Linked DNA regions of Homo sapiens: region 2 is linked to region 1. Evidence: read pairs that join two places in POLR2A ChIA-PET (ENCODE). Cell type or tissue: Panc1. All regions are shown on one strand. Each heading gives the region's core, and the rest is flanking DNA. Links, peaks and the distances in the headings are about the cores only.

Region 1 (2,921 bases), core at 212-2,711:
AAAAAATTTTATTATGGAAAGATTGAAACACATAAAAATATAGTATCATGAACTCCCACATGTACCCATCACCCAGCTTCAACAATTATCAGCCCATGAACCATCTTGTCACAGCCATATCTGCACCCACATCCCCCAACTCCCATATTATTTTGAAACAAATCCCCAACATCAAGTCATTTTTATCTGCAAATTTAGTATATGTTTCTAAAAGATAAGGACTCTCTAAAAAAAACCATAGCCTTAGTATTATTCCGCATTTTCAAAAATAATTCCTTAATATCAATGGATATTCAAGTCAGTGTTCAAATCTCCAATTGTCTCATAAGTGTCATAAATGGGTGTGTATTTTAAAGTTTGTTTGAATTGGGATCCAAATGAGGTCCAAACATAGCTACTGGTTCATCTTTAAGTCTCTTTTAGTCTAGGTTCCTCCATCATGTCTTTATTCCCTGCAATTTATTTGTTGAAGATACCAGGTAGTTTGTCCTGTAGAGTTTCCCATAGTCTGGAGTTGGCTAATTGCATCCCTGTGATGTCATTTAACACGTTACTCAGTCTCCTGTATTTTCTGTAAATTTTTAGTTGACTCTAGAGGCTTGAATAGATTCAGGTTGATTTTTTCTTTTTGTCAAGAATACTTCAGAATACTATGCAGCCATAAAAAAGAAGAAGAAGATCATGTCCTTTGCAGGGACATGGATGGAGCTGGAAGCTGTTATCCTCAGCAAACAAATGCAGGAACAGAAAACCAAACACTGCATGTTCTCACTTATAGGTGGGAGCTGAACAATGAGAACACATGGACACAGGGAGGGGAACAACACACACTGGGGCCTGTCGGGGGCGGGGCGGGTGGTGGGAGAGCATCAGAAAAAAATAGCTAATGGATGCTGGGCTTAATACCTAGGTGATGGGTTGATCTGTGCAGCAAACCACCATGGCACGTTTACTTATGTAACAAACTGCACGTCCTAAACATGTACCCCAGAACTTAAAATAAAAGCTGAGGAGAAAAATAAAAAGAATACTTCATAGGTGGTATACTGGGTTAAATAGTGTTACCCAAATTTCATGTCTACCTGGAATCTGTGAATGTGACCTTATTTGGAAATAGGGCCTTTGTAGATGTAATCAAGTTAAGATGAGGTCATACTGGATTAGGGGAAGCCTAATCCAATATGACTGGTGTCCATAAGAGGGAAATTTGGACACAGACACCCATAGAGGGAAGATGGCCACATGAATATGGAGGTAGAGGTTGTAATTATGCAGTCATAAGCCAAAGAATATCAAAGCTTGCCAGAAACCACCAGAATCTAGGAGGAAGCAAGGAAGGATCCTCCCCTAAAGCCTTTGGAGGGAGCACAGCTCTATTGACACCTTGATTTCAGAGTTTTAGCCTCCAGAACTTTGAGAGAATAAACGTGAGTGTTTTGTTGTTGTTGTTGTTTGTTTGTTTTTGAGATGGAGTCTCGCTCTGTTGCCAAGGCTGGAGTGCAATGGCGAGATCTCACCTCACTGCAACCTCAGCCTCCCAGGTTCAAGCGATTCTCCTGCCTCAGCCTCCTGAGTAGCTGGGATTACAGGTGCCCGCCACCATGTCTGGCTAATTTTTGTATTTTTAGTAGACACGGGGTTTCACCTTGTTGGCCAGGCTGGTCTCAAACTCCTAACCTCAAGTGATCTGCCCGCCTCGGCCTCCCAAAGTGCTGGGATTATAGGCATGAGCCACTGTGCCCGGCCATGTGTTGTTTTAAGACACTCATTTTATGGTACTTTGTTATGGAAGCCCTAGGAGATGAATCCAGGTGGTGGGCTGTTTCTCCAAAAGAGACATATAAGAGACCAGCCCCCCAAATATAAAAAAATTGTAAAACACATAAGATCTAGTTGTATCTCTTTTTGTGGTGCTGGCAGCCACTGGTGATTAATTCTATTCTTCTTATTAGCCAGAATACTTCCATAAAAAGAAATATCCCCTCATGTATTATTTGAGTAGTCAGTGGTAGTCTGTGTCGAAAACAGTATAAATGCTTGTTTATTAAAAAGTTTCCTTATAATTATCTGTCTTTTAAAAATCACTAAAGAACTGGCTTGCTAGCATCTTCCAACAGTAACTAATTAACCGAGTTTTGTTTTGTTCTGTTTTATCTTTTTGGTGCAACAAAATGTTCCAGGCTCTTCCTGTACACTTCTTGACCCAGACCTTGAATTAGCCATCTCTCCAAGGAGACCTGTTCATTTCTGTGGGAAATCCGTGTTTCAGTGTTCCAATCTGAACCTTGCCTACAACCTTGCCTTTCAAATTACAAACTGGCCCATCCTTCTGCCTCTCAGTCTCCTTTATCCTCCTCTATTTTTCCATAGTAATGTTCTCCTCCTAACATACTATATATCACTTATTCATTATTATTTGTTGTATATTAAGTGCCACAAAATTAGAGACATTTTTCCTTTGTTGTTGTTGTTGTTGTTGTTGTTCACTTATGTATCCCCGGTAGCCAGAAGAGTGCCTGGCCCATACGTAGTATTCAATAGATATTTGCTGAATGACTGAATGAATTGCACAGGCTTAGAGGCTGGACTGGACCATACATTTTATCTCATGTATGCCAAAGATGCTGACCACAGTAGAGGAAGGAGGTCTTTTGTGAGGACAGACTTTCAAATGACAATTCAATCTCTTTAATGATTATTGCATTTTTTTCAGATTTTCCATTTTTTCCTTAGTTTGATTCTAGTAATTTACTCTATTTAGGTTCTCAAATGTATTTCTATAAAGTCTTCACAATATTCTCTTATTATAGAACATTTCAAAAATATTATAGAACATTTCAAAAGTATAAAAATACATAAAAGAGTGCAGTTTTGTTTTTTTTTTTGAGACAGGGTCTCACTCTGTCATCCAGGATGGAGTG
Region 2 (2,921 bases), core at 173-2,672, 59 kb before region 1:
GCATGGGAAATTGCTCCCACAGCCCCTCTATGCTTTGGTTTGCTCAGTTTTAAAGTTGATTCTGTCCCCTCTCCTAAAAACTCAGCCATCAGACACTGAAGCAGAATCACCCAAGTGTTTTAGAGCCATAGTCCGGAAGCCAAGCCACCTCAGGACTTTCCTTTTCTTTCATGGTGATTAAATTTATTGTAATGTCTGGCCATTTTTCTCTGAGTTGTAAGGCAGAGAAGCAAGGTGGGCTGGTGGAAAGGCCTGAGGCCCCGATTGACTTATCTAACCTTGATCTTGGCCAAGGCTCTCTGCCCTTCTGGGACCCCCGTTTCCACAGTTTTAACATGTGATGCCTGTCTTTGGGGCCCTTACAGGAGAGCTGCAAGGATCAAGAGGGATAACAGGAGGGAGTGCATTCTATTGGGGTAGGGCTGGGGAATCTCTAGACAAAAGATATCCAAATTAAAGCAAAAGTGCTGTATTTTGAGATTTGTTGCCATATGTAATCCATACACGTTTAAACAAGCTTTTTAGAACCCCTGGTTTCTGTAATCACTTAAGACATTGCAAAGAAGCATAAATATATATTTTTAAAGTCATCACTACTACTACTTTCTAGGTGAAATAGAAAGTATTTCTACTTTGAACATTTGCCCTATAACTGTGACAGGGCCTCCATAGACTGCAGTTCCAAGGATCAGAGCCCCAACCTTTTAAATTCGGTGCAAGAAATTTGCTTTAATTTGGATATCTTTTGTCTAGAGATTTCCCCAGCCCCACCCCAGTAGATAACTCCCTCCTGTTATCTCTCTTGATCAGCTCTCCTGTAAATTCCCCAAAGACAGGCATCACATGAACCCCCAGTTCAGGCTTTCAGAGACCATGCTGCTTAGAAAGACCATTTCCTCAAAAAAAAAGTAGCCAGGCGATCCCAGCTACTCAGGAGGCTGAGGCAGGAGGATCGCTTGAGCCCAGGAGATGAGGCTGCAGTAAACTGTGATTGCACGACTACACTCCAGCCTGGGCAAAGAGCAAACCCCTATGTCAAAAAAAAAAAAAAAAAAAAAAGAAAGAAAGAAAGACCATTTCCACTGCCCCACCCCCAGGCTTTAGGGCTGGGCAGTAAGCTCCATTCTGAGTTTTTTTTTCTTTTCTTTTTTTTTTTTTTTTTGAGACAGAGTCTTGCTCTGTCACTCAGGCTGGAGTGCAGTGGTGCGATCTCGGCTCACTGCAAGTTCTGCCTCCCGGGTTCACGCCATTCTCCTGCCTCAGCCTCCCAAGTAGCTGGGACTACAGGCGCCCGCCACCACGCCTGGCTAATTTTTTGTATTTTTAGTAGAGACGGGGTTTCACCGTGTTAGCCAGGATGGTCTCCATCTCCTGACCTTGTGATCCGCCCACCTGGGCCTCCCAAAGTGCTGGGATTACAGGCGTGAGCCACTGCGCCCAGCTGGTTTGTTTTCTTAATGACTAATACTTAGAATCATTCTGAGTATTTTCCTCTATATCATGACCTGCCCTCCCTTCTCCCCTGCCACCTTCCCCTTGTAATTGCCACCAATACACAGTCACATCCAGTCACAACAAAAACCTGGCTGAGAGGTCAAGTCCCTGTTAGAAAATGTTATATAATCTTCCGTATCTCAGGATTAGAGGCTTCAGGCATCAATGACATTGTAAGACTTTCAAGAGAAGACCTACATAAATAACCTCTGTATGTGTGCATGATGTATGTATGTGTGTGTGTTCCCATGCATGCATTTGTTCATAATACATGTGCTAATCTATCCCTCCACTACACACACACACACACACACACACACACACACACACGCATGCATGCACACATGAGGCATTCTGTGATAGAACCTTAAACACCATCTTTTTTTTTTCTTTGGTGGAGTCTCTCTCTCTGTTGCCCAGGCTGGAGTGCAGTGGCGCGACCTCAGCTCACTGCAACCTCTGCCCCCCAGTTCAAGCGATTCTCCTGCCTCAGCCTCCAGAGTAGCTGGGACTACAGGCATGCGCCACCACGCCCAGCTAATTTTTGCATTTTTAGTGGAGACGGGGCTTCACCATGTTGGCCAGGCTGGTCTTGAGCTCCTGACCTTAGGTGATACGCCCGCCTTGGCCTCCCAAAGTGCTGAGATTACAGGCGTGAGCCACTGCACCCGGCCAAAGATCATCTACTCTAGCCTCTGACGTAGGACAGGATCTCCCTCTCCAGTGACCCCAACAAGTGGACAGCCAGCCTCTAACTGAATGCCTACAGGGAACAAAGAGATCTTAGTTTCACTCTAGGTTTCTCCATCCATTTTTGGACAACTTTTATAGTTGGGAACGTCTCCCTGATATTACACTGCAATTCTAGTTCAGTTTCTCCTGTAGGCATCAAATATCAGCACCAATACCACTTTTAACTGGCCCCTTTCTTTCTAAGTTTTTGTCTCTATTCCTTGTTGCTTCATCATATTTCTAATTCTAAATGGAATTTAAGATTGTAACAAAACACAGAGTCAGAACATTAATAATTGCAGGCTCCTATCTCAGAAAGGAGGCATGTGTGTCTGTTCCATTTGTTGGGAAGATATAATTGTTAGTTTGCTAGGGCTGCTGTACACAAACTGGGTGGCTTAAAACAACAAAAAATGTATTGTCTTACAGCTCTGGGGGCTGGAAGTTCAAAATCAAGGTGTCAGCAGGGCCATATTGTGTGACGGCTCTAGAGAAGCCTCTTCTAGTTCTGGTATTTGCTGACAATTCTTGACGTTCCTGGGGTTGCAGGCACATCATTGGAGTGATGCACATGGCCGCCTTCTTCCTACATGTCTCACATTGTCTTACCTCTGTGTGTGTCTGTCTCTGTGTCCACATTTTCCCCTTTTGTAAAGACATAAGTCATTGGATTGGAGCCCACCATAATGATTTCA

Evidence for each region. Peaks named below come from ENCODE experiments on the same cell type or tissue, not always from the same donor. Only the 100,000 strongest peaks of a DNase experiment are listed, where the experiment ranks them.
Region 2: POLR2A ChIA-PET joins it to region 1 with 11 read pairs; 4 of 35 experiments call an interaction of 5 or more read pairs at or near these places.

Annotation. Positions count from the first base shown.
Region 1 is chrX:134,517,556-134,520,476 of GRCh38, reverse strand. No RefSeq gene overlaps it. Among named protein-coding and RNA genes, the nearest start is that of MIR450B, 21 kb to the left of the region's middle. In Panc1, for the core only: no CTCF peak of the experiment used is centred there; no DNase peak of the experiment used is centred there.
Region 2 is chrX:134,576,654-134,579,574 of GRCh38, reverse strand. The region is part of intron 2 of PLAC1 (placenta enriched 1); the gene reads left to right. Among named protein-coding and RNA genes, the nearest start is that of LINC00629, 28 kb to the right of the region's middle. In Panc1, for the core only: no CTCF peak of the experiment used is centred there; a DNase peak (open chromatin) is centred at 1,524; H3K27ac peaks cover 1,527 bases.